3 separate regions of the Mus musculus genome follow, and all the other regions are linked to region 1. The links are chromatin loops, found by intact Hi-C in ENCODE. Cell type or tissue: heart. All regions are shown on one strand. Region 1 holds the start of Ctps (cytidine 5'-triphosphate synthase). Region 2 holds the start of Foxo6 (forkhead box O6). Region 3 holds the start of Nfyc (nuclear transcription factor-Y gamma).

Region 1 (5,000 bases):
CCACCATCTCCCAGCGAAACACAGTTTTCTTCGGAAAAACCATACTTACTTCATGATGTATTAACTGTTTCAACTTCTGTGCTATGAAGACAGAGCTCAGTTGCTTGTGTAGCATCGAGTATGGGTGACCTGCCCTTTTTAGAAAGTTTGCCTTGACCCCATTCTCTGAGGAGCAGTTGATGATGAAAGGCATCCCAGAGAGGCAGGTGGAGATGGAGGACAAGATGCCTAGCTGACTAAGTACTGTGCTAGGAGGGGAATTACTCATGAAGTTCAGAACAAGTCCAGGCTAGGGATATCAATTCCAGAGTTGTCATTTTGAACATGATTATTTAGAAGATGATTTAAGTGGAGACTTTTAAAATAAGGCCCAAGGCAGAACACTATTTACAGGTCAAGAAGAGGATCTAGGCAGATGCAGGAGGCCTATAACTCAGGGAAAAAAATGAATATGGTTTCCAAGAAGCCAGGAGAAGACCATTTTAGGGAGGGAATGACCAGCGGGGACATAAGATGCCACAGAGGATGTCAGTTCAGGGGGCTGTGTTTTGGGACTATGGCTGCACATAGAAGCTTACAGGAAGACTGAGTCTAAGGTTAGGAAAACAAGTAGTTTAAGTATGCATAAATGCATTCACATCATGCACATATTGTCTTCCTTTAGGGTCTGAGAACAGGTATGGAATTAGAATCTGTACCCTATGTTCAGAGATAAGGTTTGGGAACATGAACTTGATTTTTGATCAAAACATTTTTGGTGGAATTACAGAACATAAACTGGGCTGGACATAGTTCAGGCTTTAACGACATTGGCTCATGACCAAAACACATAAAAATATTTAGTTAACAGGAACATGAACAATGGCTGACTAGAACTCGTACAAGGAAAAGGGTGGAAAACAAAACCCAGAGATAGTCAGTGCCAACATTTTCCTCGAGTTTTGCTGAAAAGTGACAGACTGGGAGGTGAAGCAGAGATGGCTGTAGACAAACAAGGGCCCTGGGCAAACATGGGAGAACCATGTAACACTCTGCACTGGGGTAGTAGAAGGAGAAAACTGGTGATGTGGAGGGGAGACATCCCAGGCATCGGTGAGTTGTATGGCACCTGAAGCAGTGAGAAGAGGGGGGCTGCCCTCTCCACTGCAGCCACTTGTCTGAAGTACCAAGATGAAAGACCATGCTGCTCGCACACATGAAAGCAGGCTGGTAGACAGAAGTTCTCTTGTTGGCTTGCATTTTCTTGGTGAAATGGAAAGCAAGACCATCAAAGAGAATATGGGAGAGTGGAGGGGAGTGAAGGGGTCCCCCAGAAGAGCGACTGGGGGAGGAGTTCAGTTTTGTACCTCTTATGGAAGCTTCTTGGAGCAGAGCAGTTTGGGTATTTGGGCAGACTCAGAGCATGCTGTTGGTTGGGATCTGAAAGAATCCGGAAGTCTCCGAGAGAAGCCCCTGTAGAATTCTCCTAAGTGGTTTCTTGGAATTCTACTTGTTTGAGTCATTTTCCTGAAAAAAACCAGTATGGTCATGGGAGGCATACCTTTTCTTTAACTCTTTCAGCAAAGACAGAAGAAAAAAAAAAGCAATAAATTACTCCTAATGGAAGGAAACAAGCCTCCTGGATGGAGTTCAAGGTACAAGGTACTTCCTAAGGAAACCTTTGTGTAGTTTTTGCAGGGTGGAGGGTATTAAAAACTCACATGGGTTTATGTAGTATTCAAAAGACAAAATCATCACCTTGGGTGCTGTAAATCTTTTGCCTACAACGCTCTGCATAGAGCTGCCCTTCCAACCTCTCCAGCCTGCACTGTTCACTCTGCAAGGCTCTTCTGGACCTCGCCTGGAATGTGCACACAGACTTTTTCTTCTGCCTCATTTTCTATTCCTCCCTCCCTTCCTTGCCAGTAAACGTTTCTGCTACGTGTTCAGAACCCGCTGTACACTAACTCCCCAAGTCCCAATCGTCTGTGAAAATCCCCATGACTTGTTAGAAGTGGGCTCGTTTGCCTCTCTACATTTAGTGCCGGATGGAAGTAGGCTCGCGACAGTTGTTCTAATGCAGGCACCGTCAGGGTGCGTTGTGTGGAAAGGCAGCTGGCTAGGACGTGAAGCCAAGCGGCCCGGCCTAAGAGGGAGACAAGCAGGCACCGGGAGAAGGCGGCGGTGCGGGGCGAGAGCACGAGATGATTTGGCCCGCAGCCTGAGGGAAGGCGGATGGGAGGTGAGAGTGTCCACCGGCTATTGCGGGACCAGGCAAAGGCCCTCAGGGTTCCGGTTAGATGCGAGTCACCAGCATCCTCTAGACCTCGGGCGAGGAAGCCCACAGAACCCACAACTCCCGAGACCCACCCGCAGTAGCCACTCAACAAGCTGCGGCGAGACGTCCCGCGCATGCGCGCCCTAGCCCCACCCTCCCCTGGGCCCGCCTCTCCCCGCCCTCTGCGTGCGCACCGCCTAGAGCCCGCCTCTCAGAAAGACGGCTGGCGCATGCGGCCCGGCCGAGCACTGGCTGCCCGAGGCTCACCACGCGCGCGCCGGCCTTGCTGTGGCTGACACGAGACTCCGAAGCCGGCCTCAGGTAGGCAGACTTCAGGGATCCCGGTGGAACGGCTCCCGGGTGCAAGAGCCTGTGGCGCCGACAGAGCCCGGCGCGGACGGCCACGCCGCCGGGGCGATAAACGTCTCTTCTCACCAATCAGGGGAGAGCTGGCCCGGCGTTCTGCCCAATGGGCTGCATCTCTAACGGGAGTGGGGCGGGCAGTCCCGGAACGCGAGCTGCCGGCTCCCGCGCGCGGGCCGCGTGGCCCGGCTAAGGAAAGGGGCCGAGTCCGGCGACGCGGGCAGCCGGGCTTGGTGAGGTAGAGAGCGCGGTGTGCCGCCGCGGAGGGGTCTCCCAGAGCCCCAGCCTGTGATGGGGCCCGACTGGCGGCCTTGAGCTCCTCCCGGCGCTGCCCGGCGCGCGGGAGGAAGGGGCTTGTAGGTTCGCTGGGCCTCACGGCCCAGGCTACCCAGCTGCTGTCTCTCTTTCCAGCCCAGCGCGAAGATGCTGGCGTTCTTGAGGCCACTACGTCAGCGTGGCTGCCTTACGTCCACACTCATTATTTTAAATCCTCAGCAGCCGGGTGACGCGGGTGGGTGCTGCTGTGGTTCTCGTCCCACTTTTTACGGCGGTGCGAACCCGGGCATCAGGCACTTCGGGGCTAGATTTAGATTTCAGCACATCTGCGGTGGATCCTGAGCCTGATTTTCACCAACTTCATTTTTTTTTTTTTTTAACAAAAGCTTTCACATTTTTCATTCGTGAATTTATCTGGTGCCCCTTGCTCTATATTATAGCTCCTGTACTTGAAAAACCTTTTGTGTCTTGTCATCTTCAGAAAAAAAAGTGCAGCGTGGACATTCAACTTTGCCCATGGACTGGCCCCTGGCCATCCCTTTGCCCTAATCTTTTTTTCTTGGTGCATCCTGTGGGCTCACCTGCTTGTTCATGCTTTGCCTGATTCCTAGCTCATTTCAGTCAGTCAGCCTTACGGGCCCATTACAAGGCAGGTTTTCAAAAGGAGCTCCTGGATCCTCCCTCAGTCCAGGTCATCTCTCCCGGAGATACTTAAGTTGGACCCACATTTGACTTAAGTTTGTGGTACCCCCAGCATGTGAGTAGCTCTCCCATAATAGGTAGTTTGTAAACGTTAGGGAATGGGTCCTCTCCAACTGGCTCTTTGTGGCTTTTGGAATATTTTTTTGCCAGTCACTCTGGGAGACTGCCAGAATCTTAGTGTCTGTCTGTCTGTCTGTCTGTCTGTCTGAGTCTCAATCTCTCTCTCTCTCAGAAACACACACGCACATACACACAGAGAGATCTGAATAAAGTTGGGACAAGATGAGGTGATCCCGTGACAACCTGTTCTGAACTGAGGAATCTGTAGGAACATCAGAAATTGACTCAGTGAGTCTAGGCTGTAGTCTTAGTAAGAAATGCCAGGATGCCAGGTTTGGACTTATCTAAAATACTAAAATATAGCCAAGTTTGATAAATGCATTAATAAGAAGGAACCATATAATTATGAGGTGATACAGTTTTTCTCTCAAGGATATTGTCTACCCTTTTGGGGTTCACAGTCTGCATAAGCATACTAAACACTCCTGAAGGTCTTGGGTTAAAGACTAGTCATCATTTCTTTTGATTTTTTTTTTTTTTCTGCCCATAAAGTCACCTTCCCCTCTTTTGAGATAGGAATTCCATATGTATGTAGATCAGGTGTCTTTGAACTTGGGGCAACCCTCCTTTCTCTTTCCAAGTGCCCCTTTCTTTACAGGCATGGAGTACCTTATCCTGTCAAAACCTTTCTGGGAAACCCAGTTGTATTTTGTAGAAGTACACTTTTGAAACGACTGCGCAGAGGGTAGAAAGAGCAGGATAACATTCCTTACTGTGTAAGGGGAAAGGTATTTCAAGCATTATGCTTTCCTTGCCAAGTTTGTTCATTCTCGTTCCTGGGAGGAGTGGAGCTGGGAAATGCGTCCTGCAGAATTCCCCTTTCTTTGTTCCTTAGCTTATTTTTGTTTTAATTTGGCTTCACACAGGGTTTTTAGAGGGGGGAAGTGTCTTCTCTGTGCTAAAGCAAGCATTTCTTGATGCTTGGTGGCGGCATTTTCTCTTTTTGGTCACATTTGGCTTTGCTGACCAATTGGTGGCCTCTGAAGCTGGGGACTGGTGATAAATCTTTTGACATGTCACTATGTCATTGCGTATTGATGCTGTTTTCACTTGACATTTAACTCTGCTGGTCTTGTATCCACTCTACTTGTCTCACATGTTTCTTTTACTCCCTGCCACTACATTATTACCCTATGGGTTTATGAGTTTAATGTTATCTTCCCTATTCAGTGTGTGCTTCTGACTGGGTTATTTCACAAGTTCCATTTCCTGCAGCCTGTATCATTTCTGTAGGGCATACCTGTGAGAGATTGCTGCCAAGAAGCAACTTAAAGTACAGATG
Region 2 (5,000 bases), 280 kb after region 1:
AGGCCCCAGAGGACAGGACAGACAGCAGCTGTGGCCACTAGGCAGGCAGGGGCAGAGCAGATCCTGAGTCAGCCTCTGGGCATTTCTGCCAACCTGGCTTCCCAACCCTGCAGTGACAGCCTGTGCCAGAACCCCCAGCTAAGTTTCATCCAGCCATGGTGTGGTCCCCAGCAAGCTCTCATGTCACACTAAGAGCCAGGCCTGATCTCAAGGATGGCAAGAAGCTAGCCTCCAAGGAACTCAAGAAGTAGAGCCAGTGTTGACTCCCCAGGCAAGAAGGGCATCTATGAACTGTGGGAAGGGGCCAGCAGTGATTTCAGCCCTGGATGGTTCTAAACAGAACCACCTGGAGCATGTGTATATGTAAGGGGGTAGCACATAGTTCCCATACCCACCCCTGCCTTTGGGACGTGACTCAGGCTGATGTTAATCATCTGCAAAATGGGCTTGCTCCATCCCCCATCCCCTGGGAGAGCTCCAGCCTGTCAATCAAAGCCCTACCTGCTTTCACTTACTTCTATCCTCTCCCTGGGCTTCAATCTGAGGAAAGGAAGTTTTTAAAGAGGAGGCTGTTTCCCTTAGTGAGAATACAGCTCTTCTACTGCCCAGAGAACTCCACCTCCCTAGTCCCTTTAGGAAGCAGGTACTGGCCAGGAGGAGGTTAAGACTTGGAAACTCTAGTGTTGGACATGTTAATTTTGGTAGGTTGCTTCCCCCACTCTGGACCTCAGTTTCCTGATCAGCAAAACAGGAGACTGTGCCAAAGGGACATGAAGGTTTGCTGGCAGGGCAGCAAGCATCTGGGCAAGCAGGGAATAGTCAGGCATGTGAGGGGGTTTGAGTTAGAAGAAGTGCCAGGGTTAGACTGATGTTTAAGCTGAGTTTTGGTGGAGGCCTCACAGCTGGGAATGTTTGTAGGCATACGGCATAGCCTGAGCATAGGCTGGCAGATGGAGTGGTGACTGGAGACTTAGCCTCCCGGACCCTTTGGGATGAGGTAATGGACTGCATAACCTCTTAGGAGCTGCTCCCTTTGAGGTCACGTGACGATGGGATTAACATCTGAGTCCTCTACTAGTCTATACAGTAGGGACCTCATTTGTCTCCATTTGCTGCTCTTACCATAGAGCCCTGAAAGAAGACAGGAACAATGAAAATGTTCAATATATACCCATTAAACGAGTGAGTTCCTCCCCAACCGTTCTTAACTTTGGGGGTGAGCACTTGTTTCAACAGCCCCTTTGGGAACCTTCCACAGCCTGGAAGACAGTGGTACCTAAAGTGAGGTCCCTAGTGCCTGTCAGCTTGCTAGAAATGTGAAGTCTCGGCCCCAGCACAGACCTGCCGCCAGACACTCGACGGTCGGGGTTCAGGCATCTGTTTTAATCCTCTGTAGGATAAAACCTACCACACACTGAACTTTGAGAACCAATGCTCTAAAATTGTGCTTGCAAGCACAGTAAAAGCCCAGGAAGCCCCATTTGCACAGAGAACAGGTAGGGTTGTGGTATAACGCCTGGCCTACAATCCAGGAATTATCAAACCATTTCTTTTCCCTAGACTGGTCCATGGCACAAAGAGACGAGAGTTAGATCAACCCTTAGTCTGGCTGTTGGAAGGAAGACTTGGAAACGTCAAGGGTCCAGAAGAGGAGGGCGGGGCATTTCTGGGGATGGTAGAAGCGGGGAGGGACCAGTGTTCCGAGCCCCGCCCCATTTCTGTTGCCCCGGGAAACCCCGGGTTGTAACAATAACCTGCTGACGCGCTCCTGGGAGGAATCCTTTGAAGGTTGTGGGCGGGGCAGCCCCGCTGTGCACCAATGGAAGCACTCGGGATCCGCCCCTACGTTGCCCTCCCCGAGCCCGGCAGGGGGCGGGGCCGCGCCAGACGTTTCTCGCCTGCTCCCTAGGGGGCGCTGTGGCGTGCGGGGCTTCGGCGGGGTCGCCCTTAGCGGGAGCTCCACGCCCCCCACAGTCAGCAGGCGGGGCACCCAGTAAGCAAGGATTCCGCGGCCCTGGGCGAGCACGCCCCGCCTCCTTTTGCTCCGGGTCCGCCCCGTCCCCGTCCCCCGCCCATCCCGAGGTGCAGCCGGCGCTGAGCGCGGCAGGCGCGGGAGCTGGCGCTGGAGCCGGAGCGGCGGCGGCATTCACGGGGCGGCGGCGGCGCGGGCTCTGGCACGGGCTCGGGCTCCGGCATGGTGCAAGCCAGCCTCGTCCCGGGAGAGCGGGGCCCGCGCGCGGGACCGGCGCCCGCGGAGCGGCGGCAGCGGCGGTGGCGGTGGTGGCTGCGGGCACAGACAGGCGGCAGGTGCTAGAAGCTGGGCTGGGCGAGGTGTGTGCCCGCTGGGCTCCCGGGCCGCCGCCCCCTCACTGCCTGGGTCTTTGCCTCCCTCCGTGCTCGCCAGTTTGTCCAGCCTCCTGCCTCCGCTCCCCGGCCCATGGCGCCCCGCGGTTGAGCCGGCGCCGCCAGGGACCCCTCCCGCGGGCCTCCCCGGGGCGCGCAGATCCCAGAGCCGCGCGCCCACCCTCCGCGGAGCCTCCCTCCCTGCCTCGCCCGAGCCGGGCGGGACCATGGCTGCGAAGCTGCGAGCGCATCAGGTGGACGTGGACCCGGACTTCGCGCCGCAGAGCCGGCCGCGCTCGTGTACCTGGCCTCTGCCGCAGCCGGACTTGGCCGGCGACGAGGACGGGGCGCTGGGTGCAGGAGTAGCCGAGGGTTCCGAGGACTGCGGGCCGGAACGCAGGGCGACGGCCCCAGCGATGGCCCCAGCGCCTCCGCTGGGCGCAGAGGTCGGACCCTTGCGGAAAGCGAAGAGCTCCCGACGGAACGCGTGGGGGAACCTTTCCTACGCCGACCTCATCACCAAAGCCATCGAGAGCGCCCCGGACAAGAGACTCACGCTCTCGCAGATCTACGACTGGATGGTCCGCTACGTGCCCTACTTCAAGGATAAAGGCGACAGCAACAGCTCGGCCGGCTGGAAGGTGGGGCATCCGGGCTCCGGGCAGGCTACAGGGAGGGGGGCTCTGGAACACCCCTAGGGGTCATGGAGTGCGCGCCCAGGGCGTGGGGCAGGTCAGTTGACAGGCGGGGGCATGCTGGCAGCAGCTGTATTCATTCATGTCCCCTAGGAAGGATGCGCGGGATTGGAGGTCTGGTAGGGTGACAGGGGATACCTTTTTGAGGCATCCCAGAGGATTATCCCTGGCCTGTCATTGAGCGTATAATAGCATAACTCATTTCCAGACCACGGACAGTAGGGAGCCCCCTTTGTTTTGTGTGACTTGTTTTACCCTCTCCACCAGGGTACTTGCTTTAAAGAGCTGGAGTCATGACCCGGGGCTCCTGTCTGCTTTCCCTCTCAAATCTTCCCTGGCCTTCCTGACACTGGCCCCATGGTGAAGAGTGCTAACAGATCAAGCCTCCCCCCCCCCCAACCCCATGCAATTCTTTCTATAGTGTTGAGAGTTCATCCTGGAGCCTAGTCGGGGTGAAAAGCATGGCAGACCACCGGAGATGAGTTCTTCATGGGGCAGTTGTCAGCCCCTTCCCTGGTACAGCATGGGGTGGGGGAGGTGCTTTAGGCTCCCTGCTGGGACTTGTGGGAATGGTGTTGAGGTCTGGGGGGGGGGTCTATTTCTACCCACTCGGGCAACTTATCTCTCACTTCCCTGGCTTTCTGGGCTCAGATGCACTTAAGGAGTGGGGCACCCCTAGAGAGACCTCAGTGGCAGGCAGTGGAAAGGGGAGAGCCATCTTGGGAGAAGACTTGGATGGGGGCTTTACTGGATTGTAGCTTCTAGATCCAGCTCCTCCTCTGTCCATCTTGTTGGGAAATGGGGCTAGCCTATGCACTTGGGGGTGAAAAGGCATGAGGGGACCTCTTGTGGGAGAGGTAGTCACTGTGAGGAAGACATGTCTGTGACCAGAGATGAGGCTGTTTGGGGTGTTGATTGGCAGCAAGATCTGAGGAGAGGGGCAGCAGCCATGGCCAGATCTAGATGCACTTGGGAGTCCTGATCTGGGAGCCCCCGGCTCTTGGGATTCCTGTACACTGGCATCTTCTTTGGCTCTCCTTGACCATTATGGGGCAGGAACACAAGACACAGAAGTAGACCTGAGTCTCATCCCCTCCATTTTCCAGTCCCCTACATCTCAGTTCCCACCAGAATACAACTTTCTCTCAAGTGTGCCCTGCTCTTGGGCTTGCTCTGCTTCTTGTCTGCTGTGTCCACCTTCCTTCCACTCCTTCCCAGAGATGTAGTCACTCTCCTCAGGGCACAGGGTCCCAGTGCCTCCTCCAAGAAGCCTTCCCTAACACTTGTTAGCTAGCTCAGGACTCCCACCTACCCACCTTTTTTTTTCCTGGCCCTAAGGCATGCATCATGAGTCAATCATGTGTGCCCTACCTCCTGCTCCCTCCCTCCCTCCTTTACTTTTGAACGACGGTGTCAGTGTTAGGACTCTTCTGTCCCCATGGCACCTTACAGAGAGTCTGGCCCAAGAAGCCACCAGTGTATGCATGCTGAGAGTAAAGAGATGGGTAGATGGTAAAAGAGACTGTGGATTGGCGAAGAGTGCCAGGACCTGAGCAGATCAGGAGGGCTTCCTGTAAGAGGCAGAGCTCCAGCAGGTTTGGATGGATGAAGGAGACTGGGGAAAGATAGGAAGCAGGGATTTGAAGCTAGAAGCCTGGAGGCAGCTGCAGTTCTGAGCAAGCATGTTGGGGCCGAGCTCTGTGCCAGACTCTTCCCATATCTTTAAAGCTCTCAGTAGTCCCTGAGCTGGGTTTTACTATAACCATTCATAGGGGTGGTCTCTGAGGCCCAGAGGACGAGAGTCAATTAACTGCCTAAGGTTCTACTCCAACCAAGGTATGTCACCCACCTCTCCCGGTCCCAGCAAGCCTCTGGAACATGCCTGGCTAGCCCTGGCGAGAGGAAGCTGCTGCTGGTGTTGAACAGAGGCCGACATAAAACATAGGATATGATGGCAGCGTG
Region 3 (5,000 bases), 260 kb before region 1:
GTACAGCCCCTGTAAACTGTCCATACTTAATTACAGTATAATCTCTAGTAATTTGGGCTGTTTCTATGCAATTTTTACATTTTTTTAAGTTTCTGTGTAGCAGAACACAGATTTAAAAAAAAAAAAAAAAGATTTAGCCAGGCGTGGTGGCGCACGCCTTTAGTCCCAGCACTTGGGAGGCAGAGGCAGGCGGATTTCTGAGTTCGAGGCCAGCCTGGTCTACAGAGTGAGTTCCAGGACAGCCAGGGCTACACAGAGAAACCCTGTCTTGAAAAACCAAAAAAAAAAAAAAATTATTTATTTATGTATATTAGTACACTGTTGCTGTCTTCAGACACACCAGAAGAGGGCATTAGATCTCATTACAGATGGTTGTGAGCCACCATGTGGTTGCTGGGAATTGAACTCAGGTCCTCTAGAAGAGCAGTCAGTGCTCTTAACCACTGAGCCATCTCTCCAAGTCCCCAATTTTTCATTTTTCAAAAAACATAATTTTCAAACAAATATTTGTAGACTTCTCAAGTTTTTCTTTGTTTACCTAAGTTTCCTTCCCGCCCCTTAACTGTTAGTTAGCAGAGGATTATCTTGATACCCCTTGAGTCTCAGTCACTGATTTCAAGTTATCTGGTTTGGAGGCAAGTGTCTTTACTGGCTAAACCATTTAGTTAATTTGCTTTTGAACTTTTCCTCACCCTGAGACAAGAGTTTCTCTCTGCCCTGTCCTGAAATTCACTATGCAGAGATTCCGACTCTTCTGGAACTCACTCTGTAGACCAGGCTGGCCTTGAACTCAGAAATCTACCTGCCTCTGTCACTGAGTGCTGGGAATAAAGACGTACCACCACTGCCACCCAGCTATTTTGAATTTCTAATCTTTCTAGTCATCTCCTGAGTCTTGGGATTAACTGCATGTTCCACCACACCAGGTTTTATGCCATGGTGGAGACTGAACCAGGGCTTCCATACCAGGCAAACTCACTACCAACTGAACTGCATCCTCAGGCCTGCCTCTCTTTCTTTCTGGAGCAGGAGGTCTTTCCCAGGGCCATAGGCATTTTAATTATTCACTTCACCCTCATCTACACCCACATCTCAGTCAAAATACAATTTCTTATTTGGGGTATCCAGTAAAAACAAAATTCTTTTTTTTTTTTTTTTTTTTTTTGGGCTTTTCGAGACAGAGTTTCGGTTTCTCTGTGTAGCCCTGGCTGTCCTGGAAATCACTTTGTAGACCAGGCTGGCCTCGAACTCAGAAATCCGCTTGCCTCTGCCTCCTGTCTTTTCTCTTTTCTTTTCTTTTCTTTTCTTTTCTTTTCTTTTCTTTTCTTTTTTCTTTTCTTTTCGTGTGTGTGTGTGTGTGTGTGTGTGTGTGTGTGTGTGTGTGCTGGGCATGGTAGTTTATGTCTGTAATCCCAGGACCCCGAGGCTAAGTAAGGAAGATTTAGCTGAGTTTAAGGTCAGTGTGGACTACATAATGAGCACCGGACAACCAGTTATAGACAGGCCTTGTGAAATACTACACTTCCCCATCCCCACCCCCACCTCCCCAAAATGGTTGGCTTCCATATTCAGCCTAAAGTGCCAAGATTAGAGGCATGTATTACCACACCAAGCCATACATATTGTGTTAATGTATTTGCATGGAATGCATTCGCCCATAGAAGGCAACATCTAGATGTCTTCAGTGGAAACTTCACCCTATTTTTTGACACAGGATTTCCCTGCGTAATTCTGGAAGTCCTGGAACTCGACAAGGCTGGCGTTGAACTCACAGACCCTCTTGCTTCCGTCTTCCCAGGTGCTGGAATTTCAGTTCTACCGCGCTGGCCCCAACCTATTTGTATAGACTGGGCCTCCCACTGAACCAGGAGCTTGCTTATTTAGCTAGGCTGGCAGGTTTCTTTTCAAGCCTTTCAGGTATGGGAGACTACTGTGCTAGTGGCTTATGGAGTGTTGGGGGGGCTAATGCAGGTCTTAATGCTTGTAGGAAGCACTTTACTGAGCCACCTCCCAACTCTTTAATTTTTTATGCCAATTTTTAAAAAAAATATTTATTATTTTATGTAAGTACACTGTAGCTGTCTTCTGACACACCAGAGGGCATCAGATGTCATTACGGATGGTTGTAAGCCACCATGTGGTTGCTGGGATTTGAACTCAGGACCTTCAGAAGAGCAGTCAGTGCTCTTAACCACTGAGCCATCTCTCCAGCCCTTTTTATGCCAATTTTAACGTTTTAAAATGTCACCTTTTTGGTTGTTTGGAAATTTTATTTCTTCACTTACTGGTGTGTGTGTGTGTGTGTGTGTGTGTGTGTGTGTGTGTGTGTGTGTGCGCGCGCGCGTCGCACATTAATGATCAGAGTTCAGCTTTCAGGACTCTGTTCTTCTGGTCCATCCTGGGTTCCAAGAATCGAATTCAGGTCGTCCGGTTTGCTGAGCCCCAGGCGGCTTTTTAAATTTTCCATGCCCGCGAAGTTCTTCTCTCCCTACCATTCATTTCCTTGAAGAACAAAACACGGAAAACTATTTCCTAAAACCCAGAAGCGAGCGCATCCTAGCTGAGAGCTTCAAGGATATAGAACGTCCTCGGAGGTCACCGAGAAACGCCTCCCGCGCCCCTGGGAAGGGGCGGGGCCCCAAAAGTCTCCGCTCTCACTATCCCGCTTGGCCAGGCAAGACAATTCTCGCGAGACTTCAGGCACCTCAGCCGCTGCGCACTACGCGTTGCTGGGAGTCGAGGCGCGGAGTGGGGGGAGGGGCAGGGGAGACGGTACAAACGGCGCGGCCGCCATCTTGTTTGCGCCCCCGCTCCGCACGCGCTCCGGTTTTTCGTGACGCACGCTTCCCCCTCCCCTCCGCCGCGCCCGGGCCTCTGCATTGCCCGACGGCGCAGCAGCGCGGGGGCGGCTGCTTTCTTCGCTGGACGCCGGAGTAGAGGCCTGTGAGTGTATGAAAGCTTGGGTGAGGAGGGGAGAGAGAGAGGGGGCGGCCGGCAGTGAGGGCGGTGCTTCCCGCCAATGGCGGAGAGCTCCCTTCCCTCTGCGGCCGCCGCTGCACTTCGGTCGGCTCTGCCGCCGCCATGTTATGTGTTCGCCGGGCCCGCCGCTGTCGTCGCGGCTGCGCTCGCGGGGTCCGTGCGCCTGGGCCCGCGGGCTTTCTCCCATTGGCGGAAGGCGACGGCGGGGGGGCTCGCTCGTGATTGGTCGGCGGCGGGGAGGCCGCGGACCTGGCACCTTATTGGTCACGCCGGCTCCGGCCTGGGGGGTGATGAAGGAATTGGCGGCTGTCGGGATGCTAGCTGCTCAGGCTCTGGCGGCAGGGCGACGGTCCCTCTAATGCCAGCGTGGCGGGGAGTCTCCGGGACGGAGCCGGAGGCCCAGAGGAGAAAGAGAGTGGTAGCCTGGCGTGTGGCCTGCAACGGGGAGGGGTCACTACTAATACCAGAGGCACGGTCAACTACAAGATGGGGTGTGCAAGCCCCTGCTTTGTAAACACGGAACAGAAGTGTCTTCGAGACCTAGGGGTGCTAGACTTGGAAATTGATCCAGCTTGGGAATGACCCTGAGTAGAAGTCTGAGTGCATGGTATGGAAGTAGTGGGAGTGAGGACCAGAAGGACAGAATCGGATTAGGGAGCCTGCTGTAAGAATTTGGGTTTTGAAACCCGGAGGATTAGTGTAGAACTCCAGACTCCATTCTGGGTTCTGAAATGGAGAGTGGGAAACAGGTAAACAGCCGGATCCCACTGGACAGGTGTATCAACTTTTAGAGGCTGAATGCCATTTTAACATTACATTAAGTAGAATCAGAAAGTCAGCTGTAGAATGTATTTGCATAATTGGGAAGTTGGGGGTTACAGGATTTGGGATCATGCTAGTTTTGAGATGTTATATATGAAATTTTCACTGGTCTAAGAAGAATATAGGATCAGAGCTTTGTGCTTGCTAGACAAACATTCTACCAACTGAGTTACCCCACTTCCCCCTTAAAATTGATCTCTCTTAACTTTCAGTTCAGAGGGCAGGTGAGACAAACTCAGGAGTAATAGACCTTGTTTCGCGTGCTTACCTGGGTGTATGAGTATATTTTACAGTCACACAGATATTGGCAGTGCCATCCTCATTCTGTGAGGGAACAAGCAAGAGTTTGTAAGTTGCTGGAGTCAGGTGTACTGTCCTTGTTGTGGGAGCAGCCGTGCAGATTAGGGTGAGAGGGTTGCTTGAGCCCAGGAATTTGAGGTCAGCCTGTAAGATGTGAGACTCTAAAAGGAAGACAAAACCACGAGGAATTTGGTTAAGTTCACAGCTAGTAAGTGACAGCCCAGATCCAGACACAGATGGGATTCTCCATCCTTACACTGCTTTTAGAGTTCCCACTTCATATCCTTCCTTCTCCTCCTCTTCTCTGTCTTCCTCTTCCCTCTTTACTCTTTCTTTACCTTTTTTCTTTTGAGGCAAGTTCTCCTGTAGTCCAGGCTACTCTTGCTTGCTCTGTATGTAGCTGGTAATGACCTTTCACTCCAGATTCTTCTAGATCCACATCCTAACTGATGAGATTTCCCAGAGAGTCCCACCACTCTGGGATCTTGGAGCTCTTAATTCTTTTTTATTTTGAAATTTTTATTACATTTTAATTTATTATGTACATGTGAGTGTGTGAGCCATAGTATTCTGGAGGTCAGAGGACAGCTTGTAGGTATGTTCATTCCCTCCTTCCATCATGTGAAATCCATGGGAGGAATTCCAGTCCTCAGGCTTTGTGGCAAGAGCTCTTACCAGGTGAGCTACCATGCCAACCTGGAGCTTATTTTATTTTCCTTTTTGAGATGGTGGTCTCACTATATAAGGCCAGGCTGGTCTGGAATTCATAGAGATCCACCTCCTTCCTCAGGAATGGTGAGATTAAAGGTGTTACCAAGACCAGCTGGAGCCCTTATTTATTATTTATTTAGGTTTTGTGTGTGTGCGAGAGAGAGGTGCGGGCAGGGGAGGGCGGTAGA

What was found. Peaks named below come from ENCODE experiments on the same cell type or tissue, not always from the same donor. Only the 100,000 strongest peaks of a DNase experiment are listed, where the experiment ranks them.
Region 2: a loop joins it to region 1, with 2.1 times the contacts of the local background. A loop is called at or near these places in 1 of 42 quality-filtered maps.
Region 3: it touches region 1 in a loop (7-fold over the local background); 1 of 42 quality-filtered maps calls a loop at or near these places.

What each region holds. Positions count from the first base shown.
Region 1 is chr4:120,567,729-120,572,728 of GRCm38, reverse strand. Ctps (cytidine 5'-triphosphate synthase) reads left to right here and starts at 2,453. Exons shown (of 19, transcript NM_016748.2): 1 at 2,453-2,578. In heart, no CTCF peak of the experiment used is centred here; DNase peaks (open chromatin) are centred at 2,438 and 2,688; H3K4me3 peaks cover 3,812 bases; H3K27ac peaks cover 3,414 bases.
Region 2 is chr4:120,284,823-120,289,822 of GRCm38, reverse strand. Foxo6 (forkhead box O6) reads left to right here and starts at 2,562. Exons shown (of 2, transcript NM_194060.1): 1 at 2,562-2,984. The coding sequence starts at 2,571. In heart, a CTCF peak has its summit at 1,909 (motif pointing right); DNase peaks (open chromatin) are centred at 22, 1,862 and 3,048; H3K4me3 peaks cover 2,589 bases; H3K27ac peaks cover 1,552 bases; H3K27me3 peaks cover 3,082 bases.
Region 3 is chr4:120,823,473-120,828,472 of GRCm38, reverse strand. It overlaps Nfyc (nuclear transcription factor-Y gamma), which reads left to right and starts at 2,732. Exons shown (of 10, transcript NM_008692.4): 1 at 2,732-2,943. In heart, no CTCF peak of the experiment used is centred here; DNase peaks (open chromatin) are centred at 2,702 and 3,222; H3K4me3 peaks cover 2,296 bases; H3K27ac peaks cover 2,715 bases.